Linked DNA regions of Homo sapiens: region 2 is linked to region 1. The links are chromatin loops, found by intact Hi-C in ENCODE. Cell type or tissue: OCI-LY7. All regions are shown on one strand. Each heading gives the region's core, and the rest is flanking DNA. Links, peaks and the distances in the headings are about the cores only.

What was found. Hi-C counts contacts between places; a loop is a spot of excess contacts. Peaks named below come from ENCODE experiments on the same cell type or tissue, not always from the same donor. Only the 100,000 strongest peaks of a DNase experiment are listed, where the experiment ranks them.
Region 2: a loop joins it to region 1, with 23 times the contacts of the local background. A loop is called at or near these places in 17 of 110 quality-filtered maps.

What each region holds. Positions count from the first base shown.
Region 1 is chr11:114,255,075-114,267,565 of GRCh38, forward strand. It overlaps ZBTB16 (zinc finger and BTB domain containing 16), which reads left to right. Exons shown (of 7, transcript NM_006006.6): 7 at 1-1,691. It also overlaps a transcript of NNMT not described here. Among named protein-coding and RNA genes, the nearest start is that of NNMT, 35 kb to the right of the region's middle. RefSeq lists an enhancer at 2,541-3,069. In OCI-LY7, for the core only: a CTCF peak has its summit at 6,135 (motif pointing left); a DNase peak (open chromatin) is centred at 6,147.
Region 2 is chr11:113,299,879-113,312,369 of GRCh38, forward strand. All of the region lies in intron 1 of TTC12-DT (TTC12 divergent transcript), which reads right to left. Among named protein-coding and RNA genes, the nearest start is that of TTC12-DT, 8.3 kb to the right of the region's middle. In OCI-LY7, for the core only: CTCF peaks have their summits at 6,024 (motif pointing right) and 6,225; a DNase peak (open chromatin) is centred at 6,013.

The DNA.
Region 1 (12,491 bases), core at 4,847-7,346:
CACCATGACATCCAACCCGTATATATAAAGATAAATATATATATATATGTATGTAAATTATAGCACTGAGGGCCCTGCTGCCCTGCTGGACCAAGCAAAACTAAGCCTTTTGGTTTGGGTATTATGTTTCGTTTTGTTATTTGTTTGTTTTTGTGGCTTGTCTTATGTCGTGATAGCACAAGTGCCAGTCGGATTGCTCTGTATTACAGAATAGTGTTTTTAATTCATCAATGTTCTAGTTAATGTCTACCTCAGCACCTCCTCTTAGCCTAATTTTAGGAGGTTGCCCAATTTTGTTTCTTCAATTTTACTGGTTACTTTTTTGTACAAATCAATCTCTTTCTCTCTTTCTCTCCTCCCCACCTCTCACCCTTGCCCTCTCCATCTCCCTCTCCCGCCCTCCCCTCCTCCCTCTGGCTCCCCGTCTCATTTCTGTCCACTCCATTCTCTCTCCCTCTCTCCTGCCTCCTGCTGCCCCCTCCCCAGCCCACTTCCCCGAGTTGTGCTTGCCGCTCCTTATCTGTTCTAGTTCCGAAGCAGTTTCACTCGAAGTTGTGCAGTCCTGGTTGCAGCTTTCCGCATCTGCCTTCGTTTCGTGTAGATTGACGCGTTTCTTTGTAATTTCAGTGTTTCTGACAAGATTTAAAAAAAAAAAAAAAGGAAAAAAAAAGAAAAAATGAATTTACTGCTGCAGGTTTTTTTCTCTCTCCATGTGTCACTAAGTGAAGTTTGTGCCTTCTATAGCAAAGAGAATATTTTTTACATCCTACTAACAGTAGATTTTTTTGTAGTGAACATTTTTTGTATTTTTATTTATAAGTCTCATAAGAAAAATAGCAATGTTCAGTTGTATACCTTGAATCTGCAGTTAGAAGAGAATAAAGTTAATTCAGTTGTCTCTCGCTTGAAGCGTCCCACCTTTTTATTGAAGTACTTGGTTTTGTTTTGTTTTTTTTTTTTGTTTTTTTTGCCTTTTCTTGTGTGGGGAACATGGTAGAGGAATTAAGATTTTTGTGTGGGGACTGGGAAAAAGAAAGCTCTGTATTACACATATTTAGACTTATCTATGTGTCACTTTTATGCCACATTTACAAGGCACAGATGCACTGAATAACATTTTTCTAATACTTTTTAGTTAAAAAATGTTAAATACGTTAATATCGTATGATCCTTGGTACAATGTGCTAGGTAGGCACTTGTTCACTTATTCAGCAAGACCACCATGTACCAGTTACTGTTGTCGGCGCTGGGAATTACAGCAAAGGACAAACAGACAAACCCTGGCCGCCCTGGGGCTACCATGCTAGCGGGCCGCTGAGTCGGAATCCGTGGCTGTGTTAGGATAACTTGCTCAGGATTGCACGGCTGGTGAGCAGCAGTCAGAACTCCATCCACCTCTCCTGATACCAGGCCAGGTTCCTTTACTCCAGAGTTCTCAAAGCAGGGGTCTCACGTCTTCTTTAGTCTTTAGAGAGACATTTTCAACTGACTCCTTAGTGGCTAAGCAAGCTTCAGAAATTTCTCAACAAGAAGCTTCCACACAATCAAAGGTCCCTGCCTGCGTCTGTAGCAGCCAAGAGCTGTTAAGAAAGGAGATTGGAGCAGGTGGCCTTGTGCAGGGGAGGGGATGGGTGGGAGGTGGCCGTGCAAGCTCTGCATTGTCATGGACGGAATAAAGGATTTCCACAACACTCAATGGGTACGATTCCCTCCCTGTCTCATCTCCCTGTGTCTGGGCCAAGCCCTCTTCTCTGGCCCTTTCCCCGTTCCTCTTATCGGGGATAGAAGCATCGCCCTATCTTTAGCTGTAAAACCAAAGCCACTCAATCCTAGACGTGGTGCTTCAGCACCTCTGCCTGAGGCCGTCCTCACTGCCTGTCTCTGACCAAAATAACCCCTCTCCTCCTCAAGACCCAGGGGACACAGCCATGATTGTCGTGCTGGGTCACTCCGGTAGGGTAAACCCACACCGAGCATCAGGCCTGGCCTCCAGCATCACCAGGAGTCGCAGGGAGCCATCACCCCACGCGCCACCGCCACCCACCTGGGGAGCCAAACAAGGCCTGGCCTGCCAGGGGTGGCACTGGGAGGGTTACCTTTCAGCCCTGTTCTCCTGGGGCCAAGACCCGGGTCTGTCTGACCCTGGGGTTGCTGAGCAGAAACCGCCTGGAGCTACCCCTACCACCGGACAATCTTCCCAGGAGGAGGAACAGGTGCAGCCTGGGGGCCTCCAGCCCCTAGAAGTTGCTTCTCTGTCTTTGCTTTCTCCTCTCCCTCTTTGCCGTCTGCTGTGCTTTCTTGACCCCTCCTGCCCCTCATCTTTTTCCTCTCTCCCAATCTTTTTTCTCTCCTTTCCACTCCTCCCCTCTCTTCCTCATCTGTGGTCTTTTCTCCTTTCTTTTTGCTTTTGTTTCTCTGTCCCACCTTATTTTCCCTCTCCACATATTTCTCATCTGGGAAACCAGTCCTTAACCAAATTCTGTGTTTTGATTTTGAGCAGTTGCCACCATTCCCCCAAGCCGTCCTGATCCTGGCTTTTCTTGGGCCCCTGCCTATTTCCTCACCCCCACACTCTACTCCAACTCCCCGACACACACACACAGACACACACACACAGCCTCCTCGCCCCTCCCCCAGCTCCCCTCCCCTCCCTCAGGCCTCAGCTTTCTCTTGACAGATGGGAGGGCAGTGAGCACTCCCTCTTTAAAACAACATTTAATCGCCGTTTTCTGTTCTTGGACATCAAAGCTGGGGCTTAGGCGCTGTGCTGGGGTCGCGGCGGCGCGGGCGCTGGGGGAGAGGAGGTGAGTGAATAGGGGCTGGGCTGAATGGGCTTTGTGTGACCGCCAGCTCTGCCAGCTTTACATGCTCTTTGACCCAGATATGATCTCATGGAGAGAAAGGGGCCCTGGCCAGGCCAGCCTGAGAATGCTCCCTCCGTGGCCTGACTCAACCCCTCTCCTCCCTGCCTGGGGCAGGCGGCCCCACTGCCGCCCCCTGCCAGCCCCGGCTGCCACTGCCCTCTGCCCCAACCCTGGCAATTGTGGGCAGCCTCCTCCAGAACACACTCACCAGGAGGGCACATTGCTGGGGTCAGAAGAGGGGACAGGCACCGAGGCAGGGGCTGGGAGGATGCCGCCGTGGGGCTGCAGGGTGTTCTCCAGGGACCTTAAGCGGGAGCTCCCCGCATGCCCTGTAGTCCTGGCTGGGTTCAAGGAGGCGTTTGGGTCATTTCAGCCTTAGCAGCTCTCCTCCCAGTCGCTCTGAGGAACTCCTCTCCTGACCAAAGTGGAGAGCTGAGGCCCGGCGCCAGCAGAGGTTTGCTGAAGACTCAGGCAAGTTGCAGCCCGTGAGAAGAGGCATAAGGGAAGCCAAGGCCAAGGCCGCCTCCCTCCACTCAGCACGGCCAGGCCTTCCCATGTGGGAGCCCCTCACGCCCCTGGCACCAGGAAGGGAGGGGATTGGGGATCTGAAGATGACTGGCCTCAGTGCCCTGCTTCAGCCCAGACCCTCTGTCACTTCCATCCTCTGCTTTGCTTGCTGCCCAGAGCGATTTTCCAAAAATGCAAATAGCATCATGTCGCTCCCTAGATGAGAGTCCCTGGTGACTCCTCAGTACTCTGAGGATGGAATTCAAACTCCTTAACAAAGTTCCAAGACACCCTGAGTGACAGAGCCCCTGCTCAGCACCCAACTTCGTCTTAAGATCACTCTTGAGCCCCTCGGCCAACCCCTACTCTGCTCCAGCCGATGGGACCACGGGTGTTCTGGGCCACACCGAGCTCCATTCCCCTGTGGGCCTGTGCGTGTGCTGTTTCCTCTTCTGAGAGCTACGCAAACACACACACCCCTTCTGTCTGGCTCTCTCAACTTCTCCTTTTTCACTTTTCAGCTCAAACCTTCTCTCAGGAAGCCTTCCCTGGACCCCTGAAGCTAAATTAGGCATAGAGTCTCTATAGTACCATTTAGTCACCTGTTTCCTTAACTGTCACCATTACCAGACTGTCAGTTCCTTGAGGTCAGGAATTGTGTGTTATCTATCTTTGTGTTTCCAGAGCTTCATGCTGCCTGGCACATGATAGGCACCCGGTAAATCTTTGTTGTATAAATAGATGAAAGAAAGAGAGGGAGAAGGAGGGAAACAGAGAGGTAATTAGCACTCCAGGGCTCATGTTGCAGTTGTCAGGGGCACGTGAGAGCAGGGAAGGAGGAACATCACATGCCCGCTCGGGCACCTCCCCAGGACACGTGTACACACACGCAGAGGCCCAGTGGGGGGGGGGGAGCTCCTGCATCCCCACACCTGTGCTCATGTCGATTCATAGACCACCTGACCCGTGTCTGCCGCATGCCAGAGGAAGGAGCAGGAGGCAACAGGGCAGTGGTGCTTCATAGTTGGGAGCTGCCTGGGTGTTGCTGGGCAGGATGCGGGGCAGGAGAGGGGCTGGGGGGTTGCATATGTAGACACCTGGTCCTTGGCCCATGGGGGCAGGTCCATCCCCCAGCTCTCTGTGTGGTTTCAGGCCCAGCCCCGCCGCCATCCCCACTTCCACTCGTGGGCTGGCAGGAGGGCAGGCTCCTCTCCAGGCTGCGTTTTCTGCACCCAGGGGGTGCCTCAGTGAAAGTGAACTCGCTCATTTAAACCTGACTCTGCCGCCCTGCAGCCCCCTGCAGCGCTAATTACCCTGTAGTTCTAAACTGATTGCTGTACACTAAGCTTAAGCCCTCCTTTATTTATTTACTGACTACATTAATAGCAAAGCCACGCTGCGTTCAGCCGCTCCCAACTGTACACCGGCTGGCTGCACCCGTTCCCTCATGTCTTCCCAGGGAGGCAGGGTGGAGAGATGCAGCCTGGCACAAGGCCCCCTTACCCACCACCCTGACTGAATCTCCAGGGCCAGACAACATGAGAAATCACTGACTTCATCCATACCTACTCTGGGACCCGATGGGGCTCCTCTTATTCTGACTCTATGACAGAGTGGGAACATACAACACACAACAGCTCACCAAGCAGAGGGGTCTGCTATTCACAGCACACTCAGAATGCTGCCTTTCAGCCTTCACTTGTGGGATGAGACGCTGAGCGCTGGCCTCATTTTACAGATGGGTAAACTGAGGCTGTGGCTCCATAGCTGGTAGGTGGTATCTCAGGCATGCTGTCCATCGCGGAGATGGCCGCCCCACTTGTCCCCACCCAGCCAGCTTTGACAATTTCTGTTGTGTGTTCCCATAACTTCTACCCCTTGCCACGAGAAAGGAAGCCCTTCCCTATGTGGAACTGAAACTGCTTTTTTGCTCTCAGCTTTTCTGCCTCATTCACCTGCTTGTCCAGAATTTGCTGGCAACTTTGGGAATACAGCCTTTCCTTCATTCTCAGCCTTTACCAAGCAGGTCTAAGTCAGACCTTCGATGCCAATCCCCACTTCCCTCCAGCACTCACACATCCAGGGATGTCTGGGGAGAGGAGGCCCGCTCCGGGCTCCGGTGTGGTCAAGCCCTGCTGGTTCTCCCATTCTGGGGTACAGAGGTGCTCATAAACACTGTCCTTGCCTGCATCTCTGAGTGCCCTCAAATCCCCTGAGGCAGAGCTGGGCCCTGGCCTTGGGGCACAGCAGCTCTCTGAAGACCAGATGGGCCCCATCAGGGTGCAGCATACGGACCCACGGAACCAAGCACCCAGGCTCTACTCTGATGCCAAATAGCTTGGTGGCTGCCGTGCGGTGCACCCTAGAGGAAGAGGGGCAGCTGAGATTTGGCAGAATCTGGGATTCAGTCGAGGGGACCTGGGTTTGAGGCCAGCTCTGCTGTGCACCGCGTGACCTTCACTGTATCTCAAAGGCTCCCGAAGGCCTCACTTCCTCAACCCTAAGACTGGGGTCAGCAAATACCTAGCCCACCCATCCTCAGGACAATTGTGAAGCCAACTAGAGTAACGACGTGAATCAGCTTTCTAAACACCACGATGCTATAAACGTGAGTTATCAATGGGGACAGGCTCTGGCTGGTCTGGAAGGGGAGCTGGGGTCCTAGACATTTATTTCCAGAACAGGAGCCCACGGAGCCAGGGACCCAGGAGCCTGGGATTCTGGAGTAGTGAGGCTGCTGCCGGCATCTCCGGGACTCTGTCTCCACCTAGTGGGCACTGACTGCAGGTGCTTCTGCTGCTAAGGCCGCCTGGAAAGCAACTGGGGTTGCACATCCCCTTAAAAGCTGCCTTGGGGCCGGGCGCGGTGGCTCACGCCTGTAATCCCAGCACTTTGGGAGGCCGAGGCGGGTGGATCACCTGAAGTCGGGAGTTTGAGACCAGCCTGGCCAACATGGAGAAACCCCATCTCTACTAAAAATAAAAATAAATTAGCCGGGTGTGGTGGTGCATGCCTGTAATCCCAGCTACTCGGGAGGCTGAGGCAGGAGAATCGCTTGAACCCGGGAGATGGAGGTTGCGGTGAGCCGAGATGGCGCCATTGCATTCCAGCCTGGGCGACAAGAGCGAAACTCCATCTCAAAACAAACAAACAAACAAACAAACAAAAAGCTGCCTTGGTTCCTTTGGGTCCCCTGCTATCCCAGGTCAGGGTAGGGCTGAGTAAGGAGGGAATGTGGTTCAGATTTGTGCCAGAGAAGAAACGCTTTAAACTACTCGGGGTTGGGGGACGGTGTTCCGCTGGGCCTTTCCAGAAGTCTTCCTAAGTCAATAGTTCTTTCTTGACTTTTCTTCTCCCATCCACCAACTGGCCATATCAAATCCAACTCCTCCCATCCCTAAAAAGCTGAGTGGGAAGCTGCTGTCAGTCAGCCCTAACCCCAGGGATACGCGAGGCCTCATCTTGCACTGAGGGAAGATCAACCTCAGATGGAATTCAGCTTCTCGGAAGCTTTGTGACTGGGAAAGAAGCAGGCAGGCCTCGAAGGGTTTGCAGAAGGAGCCCAGAGTGCCCCTAGGGCTGGGTCACTGAGACCCTGGGACGTGACAGTAAAAGGCTACAGGGCAATGGGACAAACTCTTACTTCCTGAGGTCCTGAACCTTCCGAAAGCCTAGAAAACCCATAATGGAGGGTCGCTGAAGTCAGCTCCTGCCTTTAAATCCAACTGCCCTTTTTAAATTTTATTTTTATTTTTTATCTTCAGCTTTTAAGTTCAGGGGTACATGTGCCGGATGTGCAGGTTTGTTCCATAGGCAAACATGCGCCTTGGTGGTTTGCGGCACAGATCATCCCATCACCTAGTTACTAAGCCCAGCATTCCTTAGCTATTCTTCCTCATGCTCTCCCTTTCACCCCCAACCCAACACAGGCCCCGGTGTGTGTTGTTCCCCTCCACGTGTCCATGTGTTCTCATTGTTCAGCTCCCACTTATAAGTGAGAACATGCGGTGTTTGGTTTTTTGTCGAACTGCCCTTTTAATGCAGTGAGTGAGACTGGTGCCTGTCCTAAACCCTCCACACCCCACTTTCAGCTCTCAGAACCAGTTCACCAGCCAACCCCTGCACTTGGCCTACAGATGATTTGACTGGAAGTGATCTTAGGACAGGTCATCTTTTCACTCTCCTTGCCTCTGTGCGCTTCCAGCCATCTCAAATGGATGCAACTAAATGGTTTGGAAAACCCCTCCAACACGAAACTTCTAGGATTCTAGGACTCTAGGACTCTACTATAGAGCCAACTATAAAGATCCTCAGAAAAACACATACCCCTGGCTCCCTATCACCTGTCAGCACTTTTTAAAGCAGCAGCATTTCACTTTGTTTTCCCCTCCACGCCGACCAGTGTGGTCTTCAGCATAGAGTGAGCTTCTAGTGACACGAGCTGGAGGGAAAGAGGAAGTGCATCAGGACGGCTCGTCCAATGGACAAGGTAAGGGAAAGATCTTCCCTAATAACTCTCCATTTGGGAAGGAGGGAGTCACAAATGGCAGGGGAGGTGGGGACACTGGCCCTCACCAGCTCAACTTGAGGAATACTCACCTTACTCTCAGAAATCTGTCGATTACCATTCCTCCTTCACCCCCATCCCAAGCATGGGTACTTGACCTTTTCCTGAATTCTCCACAGCTGACACCAGCTGAATGCTTTTCCTGAATTCTCTGGCACAGCTGAGACCAGCCTGGGATATTTAAATTAGATTTCTCTGAAGTCTCAAGGATGGCAAAAGAAAACAAGCACCAATGAAACTGAGTACCCCCCCTGTTTCTAAGAGAAAAAAAGTTAATTTTTACAGTTATGATTATTTTCTCTTTTCTCTTTTCTCCTATTCCCTGCTTCCTACTTAGCTCTTTAGAAATGATTATAACCTTTACCTTCCCTTCACCAGACACTCCCTTCTGGGCAAGCTTATCTGACTGTGTGCTTACTTAGCAGCTCCAGAGCTGAGCTCTCTCCTACCAGGAGCTTGCGTCGAGAGACAGCAGTCAATTATTTACAACCTGAAGGGTGCCCATTACAAAACTCTTTCCCACCTGAAGAGTATCTCAAAATCATGGCCACTTTATAACCTAGCTCTGCCCACGATGGCACCAGCTCAACCACCTGGCAGATAACGCACAAACCACGTAGACCCCACACCTGCTCGCTCCCTCCCCTGTATGCCGTTCAAATTAAGTCCCCCTTTAAAAGTCCCGAATTTCTGCCCCAAAAGTGAAGTGCTAGCCTTAAAGGCAGAAGCCTGGACTTCCTCCCCTAAGCTAAACTTTGGAATAAAGTCAGTGTCTTTATACCAGACCTCTTGTTAGTTGAACTCTACAAGTGGCAAGCAACTGAACCTCCATTTTGGTTACACCAAGAACAGCATAACATTAGATCATCTGGTTCACAGGCAGCAGCATGGCTCCCATATCATGCCTTCCTGCCTGGTTCTCTGCCTGCCTTCAGGAGACAGGGCCTGTCTTTAATCCCTGCCACTGACAAGCCTGATAAAGTGAGACCCAGAGTGACGTGGGCTTCCTGTTTCTAATGGACTATGTGTCCATCCTCTTATTAAAAGTCAGCTCCTCCTCTTGGGCTCTGGATCATATCCTCTCAGTCTTTCCAAGCCCTTTGCTCCTGTGCTTGTCTTCTGTTTGCTACATCCATTTCCCCCTCTCTTCCTAATTATTCACATCAGCATAGAACACCTCCCATTTTAGCAAACCTTTCCTTGAGCCCACATCCCCCTTTAGCTTCCACCCATATTTCTCTCTTCCTTGGAAGAGCAAAATTCTAGAGAGCTGTCTGCAGACACTGTCTTCCTTCCTTTTTCTTACAACAATTTCCAATTTGAGTTTTATCTCTGTTATTCCTTTAAAATTGTCTTTTCAAGTTCACTAGTGGTTCCACCATGCAAAATGCAATGGCTTCTTTGCTGATCTGAAAATATAGGATTAACAAACTCAGTTTCTTCCTGCCACCCTCTCACAACATAGTCACATGCAGCTTCTGACACCTAATGTAGGGGGCTTCTCCCCACACACCAAGCAAGCACTCCTCCAGTAGCTGACACCAGCTGGGTGCTCTCTAACTCAATTCCATTCCAACACTACCTACCTGGAGATAGCATCAGATCCCACAGGTTAAGGGTTCAGTCCCACAAAAGCGCCTCCCACTTCCAATGCCAATCACAAGCTCCAGGTTGTTTGATCCGTGCTTCTGATGACCAGCTATATATCAGGGTTCCCACAACCTCCTCATTGGGTTTGATTAATTTGCTAGAGTGGTTCACTGAACTTAGGGAAACATCTACATTTACCTATTTACTATAAAAGATATTACAAAGGATACAGTTGAAGAGATGCATAGGGCAAAGTATGGGAAGGGGCTTGGCACTTCCATACCCTCCCTGGGTGTGCCACTCTCCAGGAACTTCCAGGGATGTGGCAGTCTGGAAGCTCTCTGAACCCTGTCCTTTTGGGTTTTTATGGAAGCTTCATTATATAGGCATGATTGATTAAGTTACTGGCCATTGGAAATCAACTCAACCTTCAGCCCCTCTCCCTTCCCTGGATGTTGCAGGGTAGGGTTGAAAGTCCCAACCCTCTAATTCTGCCTTGGTCTTTCCAGCAACCAGCCCCCATCCTGAAGCTGCCTATGGGCTGCCAACCCCTCAGTAAACTCATTCGCATATGAAAAGGCACTTTTTAACATAAAATCACTTTGAAGATTTCAAGGATTTTAGGAGTTGTGCGCCAAGAGACAGGGACGAAGACCAAATATATATTTCACAATATCACAGCTGGCTTTATCTTCCTTGATCTCCCAACAGCTTTCTACATAACTGACTTGCTCCTTTTGGAAACACTTCTGGTTTCCCTTCCCTCACTGGCTGCTGCTTCTCAGTCTTGTTGGCTCACCCCATCATCTTCTTCTGCTGGAGCTCTGGATATTAGACAGTCTCTGAAAAGTTCCTTGATGCTTTTACTTTGTCTAGCTACATTCTCCCCCACCCTGATGTCTCATCTATTTCTGTTGCTTTTAGAGTGTACCTCTGGGAGATTATTCCTTAACTGTTCCCTGGCCACGTTTGAAGTGAGTCCTGGGATTGAGTCTGCCTTGGGACAGTGTGGCTTTCAGGACCAGCCCAATTCCTGCTTGTGCAAATCTGGGAGACTGAGTGTGGTTTTAAGCTTTGAGAGTCAAAGACATTATCAGGCCAGGTTCATGGACTTTTGGCAATTCAATTTCTCCGAAAATAGCCTTTGGCTGTATTTGCTTCCAATCGATTTCTTACGCCAGTAACCCATTAACCATGATTAAAGTTCTTTCCTCAACTTAGTTGTCCAATCTGTTATTATTATTATTATTATTCTGCACCGCCAAGTCTCCTTGTCAACTTCCTGGTGGTTACCTTGGGGTCATCTGCGAGTCAGCTTGGGTGGGAAAAGCAACACCTTTAATCTGATGTTTGTCACAGTACTGAGTCTCTTTGTAAGAGAATTTTTAATAATGAGCCTTTAATGCTTGAAGCCTTTTCCAGTTTCATTCCTGTAATTTAGGGTCCAGAAGCAGGTAGCTTTCCTATATCCAAGAAAACCCAAATTTTTGGATTTTCCTCCTACTTACATTCATTTCTTCTCGGGAAATTGTCAGTTATTACCTGAACACATCTCTTCATAGTAATATCTTGCTACAAACGCTGAGGAGCAATCAACACGTACTAATATTATGTCCCCCACCCCACCTCGCTGTTTCCCTTAGAGCTATAGGCTTAGTATATACTTGGCTTAGTCTACCTTTTAAGTAGTTGCACTCAAGAGTTTTCCTAAATGTTTTACTTATGCCTATCACAGGGCTCTTTCTAACTAGCTATCTTGCTCTTCTTCTGCCAGCAAAGGCTCTAAATAAACCTGCCACTGTCTACCTTTCTGACCGTCTTCTTCCACTCTTTTCCCACCTCTATACCCAGCCTCACTGTGATTCATTTGTTTCCAGAACAGGACAGGCCTTTGCATGTGCTGTTCCCACTGCCAAGAGCTCCTTGCCCACCCCCACCCCCAGTCCCACCCCATATCTTTGCATGGCTGCCTCCTTCACATATAATTTGGGTCTTAGCTCAAATATTGCCTCTCAGTGGGGTCTTACCTGACCATCTGCTATGGTTTGAATGTGTCCCCCAGAAGTTTATGTGTTGGAAACTTAATTCCTCTGCCCTCTTGAATGGATTAATATTATCATGGGAGTAGGTTTCTTACCTTGATAGTGGCTTTGTTAGAAAAACAAGCTCTCTCTGGCTTGCTTGCTCTGTCTTGCCATGCAATTCTTTCACCATGTGATGAGACGGCATAAAGGCCCACACCAGATGGCTGGTGCCATGCCCTTGGACTTCCTAGCCTCCAAAACCATGAGCTGAATAAACTTTTATTCTTTGAAAAATGATATTTAGTTATAACAAGAGAAAATAGACTGAGAAACCATCCCATCTATAGTTTGTTTTCAGCTGGGCACGGTGGCTCACACTTTTAATCCCAGCACTTTGGGAGGCCAAGGTAGGCAAATCATCTGAGGTCAGGAGTTCGAGACCAGCCTGGCCAACATGGTGAAACCCCATCTCTACTAAAAACACAAAAATTAGCTGGGCGTGGTGGTGCACACCTGTAATCCCAGCTACTCAGGAGGCTGAGGCAAGAGAATCACTTGAACCCAGGTGGCAGAGGTTGCAGTTCACCAAGATCACGTCACTGCAGTCCAGCCTGGGTGACAGAGCGAGACTCCATCTCAAATAAATAAATAAACAAATAAATAAAAATCAAGTTTGTTTTTCCTAGCATTTACCACTGTTTGATATGATCTTCTTTATTTGTTTACTTGTCATGGTTCATGTCCTAGTCTCCTGCATGTGGACCCTGTGAGAGCCAGGGCCTTGTCTGCCACCATATCCTTGATGTTATGAACTGTGCTTGCCACACAATTGTTATGACTACAAATGCCAATACCTACATAATACTCATTGTATGCCAGCCACCGTATTAGTTCGTTGTTAAAAATATTTTAATATTTTTAATGAATTACATATATTTC
Region 2 (12,491 bases), core at 4,963-7,462, 960 kb before region 1:
GAACGATCCTTGGGTCAACAATGAAATCAAGATAGAAATTAAAAAATGTTTTGAACTGAAAGATAATAGTAACACAATATATAAGAACTTCTGGAATACAGCAAAAGCAGTGCTAAGATGAAAGTTCATAGCATTAAATTCCTACATCCAAAAGTCTGAAAGAGCACAAATAGACAATCTAAGCTCATGCCTCAAGGAATTAGAGAAACAAGAACAAACCAAACCCAAACTTAGCAGAAGAAAAGAAATAACCAAGATCAAAGCAGGATTAAATGAAATTGAAACCAAAAATCCAAAAGATAAATGAAATAAAAAGCTGATTCTTCGAAAAGATAAACGAAATTGATAGACCATTAGTGAGATTAAGCAAGAAAATAAGAGAGAAAATCTAAATAAGCTCAATTAGAAATGAAATGGGAGATCTTAAAACCAATACCAGAGAAACACAAAGATCATTCAAGGCTACTATGAACACCTTTACACACAGAAACTAGAAAATCTAGAGGAGATGGATAAATTCCTGGAAATATACGACCCTCCTAGATTAAATCAGAAAGAAGTAGAAACTCTGAAGAGACCAATAACAAGTAGCAAGATTTAAACAGTAACTTAAAGATTGCCAACAAAAAAAGTCCAGGATCAGATGGATTCACAGCTGATTCTATAAGGCATTCAAAGAAGAATTGATACAAATCTTACTGAAACTATTCCAAAAGATAAAGAGGGAATCCTCCCTAAATCATTCTAGGAAGGCAGCATCACCCTAATACCAAAGCCAGGAAAGGACATAACAAAAAAAGAAAACTACAGATCAGTATCCCTGATAAACGTAGATGCAAAAATCCTCAACAAAATACTATTAATAGCTAACTGACTCAAACAACATATCAGAAAGATAATCCACCATGATCAAGTGGGGGGGATTTCATACCAGGGATGCAGGGATGGTTTAACATATACAAGTCAATAAATGTGATGCATCATAGAAATAGAATTAAAAACAAAAATCATATGATCATGTCAATAGATGCAGAAAAAGCACTGACAAAATCCAGCATCCCTTTATGATTAAAACTCTCAGCAAAATTGGCACAGAAGGGACTTACCTCAAGGTAATAAAAGCCATCTATGACAAACACACAGCCTATATACCAAACAGGAAAAAGTTGAACACATTCTGCCTGAGAACTGGAACAAAACAATGACACCCACTTTCACCACTTCTATTCAACATTGTACTGGAAGTCCTAGCCGAAGCAGTCAGACAAGAGAAAGAAATAAAGGGCAACCAAATCGATAAAGAGGAAGTCAAACTTGCTGTTCACCAATTATATGATCATATACCTAGAAAACCCTAAAGACTCATTCCAAAAGCTCCTAGATCTGATCAATGAATTCAGTAAAGTTTTAGAATACAAAATGAATGTATACAAATTAGTAGCACTGCTATACACCAACAATGACCAAGATGATAATCAAATCAAGAACTCAACCCCTTTTATAATAGCTGCAAAACAACAACAACAAAAAACTTAAAATAATTAGGAATATATTTAACCAAGGAGGTGAAAGATCTCTACAAAGAAAACTATAAAACACTGAAAGAAGTCATAGATGGCACAAATGGAATCACATCCTATGCCCGTGGGTGGATAGAATCCATATTGTGAAAATGACCATACTGCCAAAAGCAATCTGTAGATTCAATGCAATCTCCGTCGAAATACCATCAACATTCTTCACATAACTAGAAAAAACAATCCTACAATTCATATGAAATCCAAAAAGAGCACACATACCCAAAGCAAGACTAATTAACAAGAACAAATCTGGAGGCATCGTATTACCCGATTTCAACCTATAAGGTCATAGTCACCAAAACAGCATGGTACTGGTATAAAAATAGGCATGCAGACCAATGGAACAGAATATAGAACTCAGAAATAAAGCCAAATAGTTGTAGCCAACCGATCTTTGACAAAGCAAACAAAAACATGAAGTGGGAAAAGGACACCCTATGCAAGAAATGGTGCTTCGATAATTGGCTAGCCACATGTGAAAGAATGAAGCTGGATCCTCCTCTCTCCCCTTATACAAAAATCAACTCGGCCGGGCAGGGTGGCTCATGCCTGTAATCCCAGGACTTTGGGAGGCCGAGGTGAATGGATCACAAGGTCAGGAAATTGAGACCATCCTGGCCAACATGGTGAAAACCTGTCTCTACTAAAAATACAAAAATTAACTGGGTGTGGTGGCATGCACCTGTAGTCCCAGCTACTTGGGAGGCTGAGGCAGGAGACTCACTTGAACCAAGGAGGCGGAGGTTGCAGTGAGCCGAGATTGCGCCACTGCACTCCAACCTGGTGACAGAGCAAGACTCCATCTAAAAAAAAAAAAAAAAAAAAAAATCAACTCAAGATGGATCAAAGACTTAAATCTAAGATCTGAAACCATAAAAATTATAGAAGATATCACTGAAAAAACTATTCTACACATTGGCTTAGGCAAAGAGTTCATGAGCAAGAACCCAAAGCAAATGCAACAAAAACAAAGATAGATAGATGGGACTTAATAAACTAAAAAGCTTCTGCACAGCAAAATAAATAACCCACACAGTGGGAAAAAATATTCACAAACTATGCATCTGACAAAGAACTAAGATCCAGAACCTACAAGGAACTCAAATAAATCAGCAAAAAAACACAAATAATCTCATTGAAAAGTGGGCAAAGAACATGAATACACAATTCTCAAAAGAAGATATACAAATGGCCAACAAACATAAGAAAATATACTCAGCATCACTACCTTTATCAGGGAAGTGCAAAAAAAAAAAAAAAAAAAACCACAATGAGATACCACCTTACTCCTGCAAGAATGACCATAATTAAACAATAAAAAAAAAAATAGATGTTGGCATGGATGTGGTAAAAAGTGAACACATTTACACTGCTGGTGGGAATCTAAACTAGTACAACCATTATGGAAAAAAGTATGGAGATTCCTTTAAAAACTAAAAGCATAACTAACATTTGATCCAGTAACTCCACTACTGGGTATCTACCTAGAGGAAAAGAAGTAATTATATGAAAAAGATACTTGCAGATGCATGTTTACAGCACCATAATTCGCAATTGCAAAAATATGGAATCAGCCTAAATGCACATTAACCAATGAGTGAATAAAAGCTATATATATATATATATATATGCCATAGAATACTATTCAGCCACAAAAAAGGAATAAACTAATGGCATTTGCAGCAACCCGAATGGGGTTAGAGACCATTATTCTAAGTGAAGTAACTCAGGAATGGAAAACCAAATATTGTATGTTCTCACTTATAAGTGCCAGCTAAGCTATGAGGACGCAAAGGCATAAGAATGATATAATGGGCCAGACATGGCGGCTCACGCCTGTAGTCCCAGCACTTTGGAAGGCCGAGGAGGGAGAATCACTTGAGGTCAGGAGTTTGAGACCACCCTGGCCAATATGGTGAAACCCTGTTTCTACTAAAAAATAACAAAAATTAGCCAGGCATGGTGGCAGGTGCCTGAAGTTGCAGCTACTCAGGAGGCTGAGGCAGGAGAATTGCTTGAACTTGGGATGCAGAGGTTGCAGTGAGCCAAGATTGTGCCACTGCATCCAGACTGGGTGACAGAACGAGACTCCGTCTCAAAAAAAAAGAGAATGATATAATGGGCTTTGGTGACTTGTGAGGGAAGGTTGGGAGGGGCGTGAGGGATAAAAACTACACATTGGGTACAGTGTATGCTGCTCAGGTGACATATGCACCAAAATCTCAGAAATCACCACTAAAGAACTTTTCCATGCAACCAAACACTACCTGTTCTCCAAAAATTATTGAAATTTAAAAAAGGTTTTTTAATAAAATAAAAAGCTGGAAAAAAAAAACAATGAAACCAATGCTAAATTCCAGTGACAGATTGGTAACAATAAAAATACAATTTTGTTCCCAATCAAGTTCAGAGACACCCTGAATTCTATCCATGGACCCTTGGGAGGGGGTCCCTGGACCCTAAGTTAAGAACTCTTAGTTTAAAGGATACAAGATGGCAGAGACATTCTAGGGCTGTCCAAAAGGATATGCAATTTGAGGAAGGAAAAGCCAGGTGAGATAACATAGACTGTTCTTCACTGTGGTTCTGGAAGCTGGAAAGCACCAGTGTAAGTGATGAAAAGTGAAAGGGGTTCCAGGCTCTCCAATAATAAAATACACAAAAACAGTCCATTTATCACTGATTCATTTGTCAGATTATTTCTCATCTTTTAGATCAGAAAAAAATTAAGCGTGCTGATGAGGATACTGTGAAACTAGCACTCTCAAGCATTGCTGGTCATAGTTGGCAAATGGTACAAATTTGTACAAATCCATTGAGAATCTATTTGGGAATATTAACAACCATAAAAGTTTGAAATCTTGATTGAGAAACCCATTTATGAGAAGCTACCCAGAGAAAATAATCTGAGATACATAAGAAGTTTTACTTAGAGATGTTTGTTGCAGCAATATTTACATGAGCAAAACATATTAGAAACAACTAAAGCTCTAAAATGATAGCAAGTAGTCAAGTGAAGTAGAGAAATGAATAAATGGAATGCAATGTGAATATTAAATATCAGTAATGAAAACAATGCAATTACCTGGTATAGACTTTAACTAGAGACAAGACAAATATGTATCCTCTCTGAGCCTTGATTGCCTTGTCTACTAAAAGGAAGATAATAACACTATCTCCTAAGGTTGTAACTTGGTTTCATGGGATAATGTTTAAAGCTCCTATAAAGAGCCTGAGACATCAAGGGTGCTCAGAATGTGTCAGCTATTATGATTATGATGACATTATGCTATGCCAATAAAGTAAAACAAAATCGTATGTAATCCTGGTTACATCATTGCAAAAATATGTAGAAGAAAGACTGAAAGGAAATACATCAAAATGTTAATAGTACTGTTGGGGTAAGAGGTCATGAAAATTTTCTGTCTTTCTCTATATTCTAAGTTTTAATTATATACTTTAAATATGCTCTTAAACTGTTGATATAAAAGAAGCAAAGATGTGTTCTAGAAATACATATCTCAACCTTTTATAGCAATTGAGATGGGATCTATATCAGGACAGCAAGTAACTCTGGACTCCTTTAATTCTCTGTGTGCCTTCTTGTCCCCAAAACCTTGGAGGCAAAAAAAACCTCACTGCACAAAGCTGTGCATCACACAATTGTTTCCTTTCCTTTCCTTTCCTTTCCTATCCTTTCCTTTCCCTTCCTTCCCCTTCCTTCCCCTTCCCTTCCTTTCCCTTCCCTTCCTTTCCTTTCCCTCTTCTTCTCTTCTGTTTTCCTCCCTCCCTCCCTCCCTCCCTTCCTCCCTCCCTCCCTCCCTTCCTTCCTTCCTTCCTCCCTCCCTTCCTTCCTTCCTTCCTTCCGAGATGGGGTCTCAATCTGTCGTCCAGGCAGGAGTGCAGTAGCATGATCTTGGCTCACTGCAGCCTCAAACTCCTGGGCACAAGTGATCCTCTTGATTAGCTGAAACTACAGGCACATGTCACCATGCCTGACTAATTTTTTTTTTTCACTCTTTTCAGAGATGGAATCTTGCTTTGTTGCCCAGGCTGGTCTAGACCTCCTAGCTTCAAGTGATCCTCCTGCCTCAGCCTCCCAAAGTTCTGGGATTACAAGCATGACCCACTGTGCCTGGCTCTGTCTTTATAATTTCTGAGTGGTATGAATCACCCCTAAATGAATGACCAAGTACCCTAAATAAATGATGAATAAGTGTTAAACATTCTCTGGAGCCTAAATTGTTGACATCATTTAATTCACTATCCAGAGAAGTGATCACAGCAGCAGTAGCAGTCAGAGGCAGCTAGCCAGGTACGAGACACATAGTAGGTGCTCAGCAAACATTAAATAAATGCATGAATGGCTGACTGCTCGTGGGTCCCAGCCTTTCTCTGCCACAGTGGTTGTCCAGGTGCAGCCAGTCTGCCACACGGTGGCAGTGCTGTTCCACACTAGGCAGGCTTGGTGGCACCGGTTCCACCTGGCACTGAATGCCCAGTGCTTTTCTTTTTCAGGCAGAGAAGTCCTACGATCCCCAGAAAGGATCCAAAGATGACATTGATGGAGACACGCTGCCTTTCTTAATGGAGTGGGGGGCATGCCCCTCTGGCTATAGTTAAGATGTATCTTTCACCTTTGCAGGGGTGGGCCAGCCTGTGAAGTGGAGGGAGCAGTCTGTAAGGAGGCTTCTACGTTCACGAGGCGCAGCGAGGCCCAGCGAGGCCCAGAGGCTCCTGGAGTGGTCACTGATGGCAGGAGTTTAAAACAGGGCTCTCTCAAGAAAGTACATCTGAGGCAGTGTGGTGCGGTGGGGTAGCCTGAGCTCTGGTGGGACACAGACCAGGGCTCACATCTTGGCTCAGCCTCTGACAAATCACTTTACCTCTCTCACTGCATTTTCTTGTCTTTGAAATAGGAATAAGACCTTGTAAGGCTATCAAGAGCTTTAAATTAAATAATGCATGTAAAGGACTGAGCACAATGCCTGGAACATAGCAGCTCATTAAGGGCTAGTTACTATCATTACTGTTGTTGTTGTTAATAACCGTAGTGTCATTTCATTAAGTATAGAAATCTCAAGGAAGACTCTTGGCCCCTGTGGTCACACAGACTAAGTCTAACTGGATCCTGAAATTATTTCTACGTCTATGGTAGAATGCTGTTTTTTGTTTGTTTGTTTTTAGTTTTTTTCTTTCAAAAGGACATAGGTTTGGAAAAAAAATCAAATGTGACTTTTGAATTCTCTTTAGGGAGGAAAAAGACAGTGTTACATTCCTTCAGCTTCCTCCTTCTCTAAATTTTGAAGCCAAAGTTATCAAATCAATTGCAGCTCCAGCATCCATGGTGAGGGGTCTTTGTCTAATGGGCCATGTTTGTAGTTTGGTTCCTGGATTCAGGTTGACTTTGTCAACACCAATCACTCTTAGCAGGCAAAGGTGAGATCTCTTTATTCCTCATGTCCTCAGGAGAAAAAAAAATATCTCTCCTAAACTTTTATTTATTTTTGTTTTTTAGTGATGGAGTCTTGCTCTGTCGCCCACGCTGGAGTGCCGTGGCGCAATCTCGGCTCACTGCAACCTCCACCTCTTGGGTTCAAGCTCAGCCTCCTAAGTAGCTGGGACTACAGGTGTGCCTGGCTAATTGTTTTGTATTTTAGTAGAAACGGGGTTTCACCATGTTGCCCAGGCTGGTCTCGAACTCCTGGGCTCAGGCAATCCATCCGTGTCAGCCTCCCAAAGTGCTGGGATTACAGGAGTGAACCTCCGCACCTGGCTGCACCTAAGTTTTTAAAGTATGGTTGATGAGAAAAGACAAAGAGAGACAAAGACAACAAAGACAATTGTTTACACTAAAGAGAGAGCAGAGTAAAAGAGAGGGGAGACCACTTATACAATCTCCAAGTCTCAGATTTACTGTACAATCTCCAAGTCTCAGACTTACCGTGAACAAATGTTCTCCCATTTTTATTGAGAACATAAAACAAAAGTAAAACTGAAGTATCACACAAGGGATTTGGATCAGGTGGAAGTAGTCGTTGTGAAAATATGATTCATAAAGGTTCTCTAGGAGAAATATATTTGAAACGCAAGTCAGCAACAATTTAAAAGTCTGTTTCCCTCTGTGCATTTGAATATATATGAAAATACATAGACATTGACACTTAAAATGTAAATCATAACCATTGTTATTTACATATACTCATATGCGAGGTCCCTAGACTTTGCCATTGTAACAAGTGAAGAAGAAGTGTTCCGAGTGGCCGTATTAGACATGATGGGCTACATTATGCTGCGTTAACAAACAAGCCCCAAGGTTTTATGGATTATAACAAGAAAGGTCTGTTGCTCACTCATTCTACATATCCATCAAAGGTAGACAGATACCTGTCCTCCATGAACTCACTCAGGGACACCATCTGGTTGCTGGGTCGGGGGAAAGGACATGTATGGGGAGTCAAACTGGCGCTTAAAGGCTTCTGCCCATTTCACTTCTCCCAACACTGCATTGGCCAAAGCAAATCACCAGGCCATAGAGAAGTGAGATCCTACGATGCACCTGGAAGTGGGGAAATTGGAATCTTCCTGGACAGCCCAGTGGCTATCCGGGGTTTACCAGGACTTTTGACATGTTAAAGTGGTCAATCTGTCAAGTGCAAGATTTATCCTGAAAAGTATTTTGTGACTGTAACAGTGCTTATCCTCCAGGATGGACCACTCTGGGAAGGTTGAGGCAGAGAAACTATAAACACCCTTATTCCTTTTCCATCTAGAATAACATATTTGAACCTTCCTCTAAGCAGAGCAAGAGAAAAACTCACTTATTCAACAAATCTTTATTTAGCTCCAACTAAGCACCAGGGGCTGGGGATACAAAGATAAAATAAAGCAAAATCCCTACTCCCAGGAAAGGCATTGTCTAGTTACCCTGTTGGATTTAGAGAGTTGGGACTTGGAGTAAAGTTTGGGTTCGCAGAGATGTATGTGGGAGTCATCAAGATGGAAGTGACTTCTGAAGAAGCCACGAATGTCTGTGACTTCCAGCTCAACCAGGAGCAAACATGCTGCCCCCGTCTTTTGCATCCCTCCTGCCCAATAAACTCTTATCATTCCATCCCTGGGCTCTTGCCTTGTTGTGTCCCTGTTCCACACCCTTCCTATGGCTTCCATCCGGGATATAGCTGCCCCTACCCACATCTCTGGGCTCATCTTGCACCACTCTTGCCTTTCACAATGTTTCTTGCCTCTAAACTTTTGCCAGTCCTGTCCCCTCTGCCTGGAGCCGTCTACACACTCCCAGCCTGCACATTAACCAGGGAAATCCCTATTCTTGTGGGGACTTGCCTGACAGCATTTCCTTCTCCCTCCCTCTTCCTTAGGCACTAGACCTTCACTGCCCTTATCATACTGTTCTATTAATGTAATAATCTGTTTATGCATCTGTCTTACTCATTAGACTGTGGGATCCTTGAGGACAGAGGCTGTGCCCCTGGCTCATAGTATGATAATTGGTCACAGCAAACACTCCAACAACTTTTGTTGATATTTCTGTGGCAGTGAAGTATGATGAGATTATCAATAAAAGAGATGCAAGCATGAAAATATATCCCATAAGGTTGGGTGCAGTGGCTCACGTCTGTAATCCCAGCACCCTGGGAGGCTGAGGCAGATGGATCACCTGAGGTCAGAGGTCCAAGACCAGCCTGGCCAACCATGACCAATGTGGTGAAACCCCGTCTCTACTAAAAATGCAAAAATTAGCTGGGCACAGTGGCAGACACCTGTAATCCCAGCTAGTCAGGAGGCTAAGGCAGGAGAATTGCTTGAACCCAGGAGGTGGAGGTTGCAGTGAGCCAAGATCATGCCACTGCACTTCAGCCTGGGTGACAGAGCAAGACTCCATCTCAAAAAACAGAAAAAAAATTCCATAATAGGATAGTATTCCAAGTGTGTATGGGGAGATATAAAATGGAAAAATGACTTCAAGGAGAAAAAAGAATAACATAACCTTCTTAATTTCACGATCTCAGTATCAAATTGCTCCAATGTGTAAAGTTTATTGGATGAGATGCATTTAAAAATTAACATGTGTTTCATTTTAAAATATCAACATTTCTATTATGCTAGTATAACATTATTGTGCTTCATTTTAAAGTATTAACATTTCTATTGTGCTAGTATAATATTACTGTAGGGACTTATGATGAAAAATTAGATATAAACATTAAGAGAGTGTTAGTTGAATGAATGAATAAACGAAGAGTGCTTTCCTTATCAGTTAACATTAGGTTTGACTGGGAGTGACAGAAAACCCAAGATAGCAGAATCTTCAATAAAAGTCATTATATTTCCAGCAACTGAAGTATCTCCTGTTGGCGTTCAATATCTTGCTCATATAGAAATATGAAGTCGGGCAGTCCAAAGCCCTTGAGGCAGCTCCATGATCTCAGGACCCGACCTCCTTCTAGATCCTCAACACAATGCTTCTATATCATGGTCCAAAATGGCTGGCCCAGCTCCAGCCATTGGGTCCCCATTCCAATCAGCAAGGAAAAGGGCATCCTTTTGGGGACACTTCCCAGAAGTAGCACCACCACCTCTGCTTATATCTAATTGGTCAGAACTTGATCGTGTATTACACAAGGAAAGCTGGGAAACACAGTCTACTCTAGGTGTCTTGGGCCTTGCTAAAAATTGGTAGATCTGAAGAAGAGGAGAACAAATATTAAGGGACAATTATCAATTTACTCCACATCTATACTTGGATAACTCATGGGCATTTTGGACTGGATATCACAAATCTGACCTCATCTTTTCTCCAAACATTATTCTCTAATATTCTCTAGCTCAGCCAATGGAGAACCTTAATCTGGTCAAGCTGGAAACCTAATGTCATTATTGATACTTTCCTGCTGTCAATCCTCCCTCGAAAATACATCTCAAATTCATCTCTATTCCTACTGCCAGTACCCACAACAAACTCCTAACCAGTGTCCCTCTCACCTCTTTCCAGATCATTCTCTGCATTGCAGCCAGAATAACTTTCTAAGAAAAAATAAAAATCTGAGCATGTCACTTTTCTGCTAAAACCCCTGGAAGGCTGCCTATGATGCTTAGGATAAAGACCAAAAACCTTTACATGGCTTTCAAAGGCCTAATGTGATCTGGCCCTTGCTTCATCTTGCACTGCTTACCTTTTGTTCTCCATGCAGCAGACAAACTTGGTGTTCTGCTGGTTCCTCCTCCATACCAGGCTCCTTCCTGACTGCCCATGCCATTCGCTCTTTCTCCACCTCCCTCTTTAACTGTCCAATGCCCACTCACCCCCCAAGTCTCTTCTTAAACACCACATCATCAGGGAAGACTTCCAGTGTTTGAGACTAGACTTCCATGGCACCCTGTGCTACCTTTGCTTTTCACCCTTTACTTCTTATGGCACTTATCACAATGAGAATTTACATGATGATTTTGTTTATTGACCCTTATTCCCCTTGGGTGATAAGCTCCTTGAGTCTGGTGACTAGGTACCACTGGTGCTCTGCTGCATCCCAGCATTTAATGAAGTGTCTGCACTTTTCTACTCAGTGTGGCCACAGTCCATAAAGGGATGTCACTGCAGATCTCAGCCCCTATCCTGTTTAAACAAGATCACCAGGCAATTTCTACACACAATCAAGGTTTAGAGGACCTGGTCTAACACATACGAATCATAGTAGTAGTAATAGTTAATAATACTTACTAGGTATTGATAATGCTCCAGGCATTGTTCTAAGCACATGGCCTGTATTAACTCATGTACCTCTCACAGAAACCCTATGGGATAGAGAATCATTTAACAACCCAGTTTTACAGATGATGAAACTAAGGCCCACAGGGATTAAGTAACTTGCTTAAGGTCACACATCTAGCAGTAGCAGTAGCAGATGCATAGAACCAACAGACTGTATGCCTACTGTGTATAAGAGACTAGTTACATTGAGATACAAGGATGTGCAGCACAGAAAGAATCAGATCACAGGGCACCAAGTGAGGGGGAGGAGAGCTGCAGTGAGGAGGAGTCCCTCAAATCTATCTCCCAGTGGAGTGCTGGGCTGGGGTTTTTAAGGAGATCATGGAGGTGAGGGGCTAGATAACTGGGGTTGTCCATTGGTGGGATAAGGGGGATGAAAGTATCAGGATTTGGGAACTGCATTCTTTGGTGAGTCAACTTCTGGTCAGCTACAGTAGGAGACCTGGGGGGGCAGCAGGACAGGGTCATAGTGGGGCCCTCAGACCAGCTGGTGTCAATGGGTCCTTCAGAACAGCTGACATTAGTAATTTCACTGGTATGCAGGACCTGAAAGAATACTCCAAGTGGAAAACACAATGTTTTATGTTCAAGTTGTTAACTATAGAGCAGTTAAGGGGAACTATAATATTGTAACTGGGTCTACGTGATTCTGAGATAACAGACACTAAATAATTATGAAGAAGCAGGCCAGAGAACAAGCTGACCTCATGGTTCATGCTGAATGTGCTGCAAGCTGGGCTTATTTTATTTCTCCCCTTCCCTGCTTCCCTGATTAATTTTATAAAGTTTGTAAGGAAGGTTTCAGTAGTGTTAGTAATAAAAAAGGAGGAATATGATCCCCAGTACATAGCACAATAGAAGGTGCATAGTAGGTGCTTCAAGACATTTTAATGAATGCTAATAGGTGGAGATGTGAGATTTGAACCCAGCAAAATGGCTCCAGAGCCCCAGCTCTTAACCACTTAGCATGTGATGACTATTTGTCAAGTGCACCCCAGGGGCCTTCCGCTGCATCTAGCACACTACAGGCCACTCACACTAGCTGAACAAATGTGTGAGTGAATGGTTAGGTGGTACAGTCAGTTGTGGGCAGATACCTCTGGAACCTAGGAAAGGAGTTT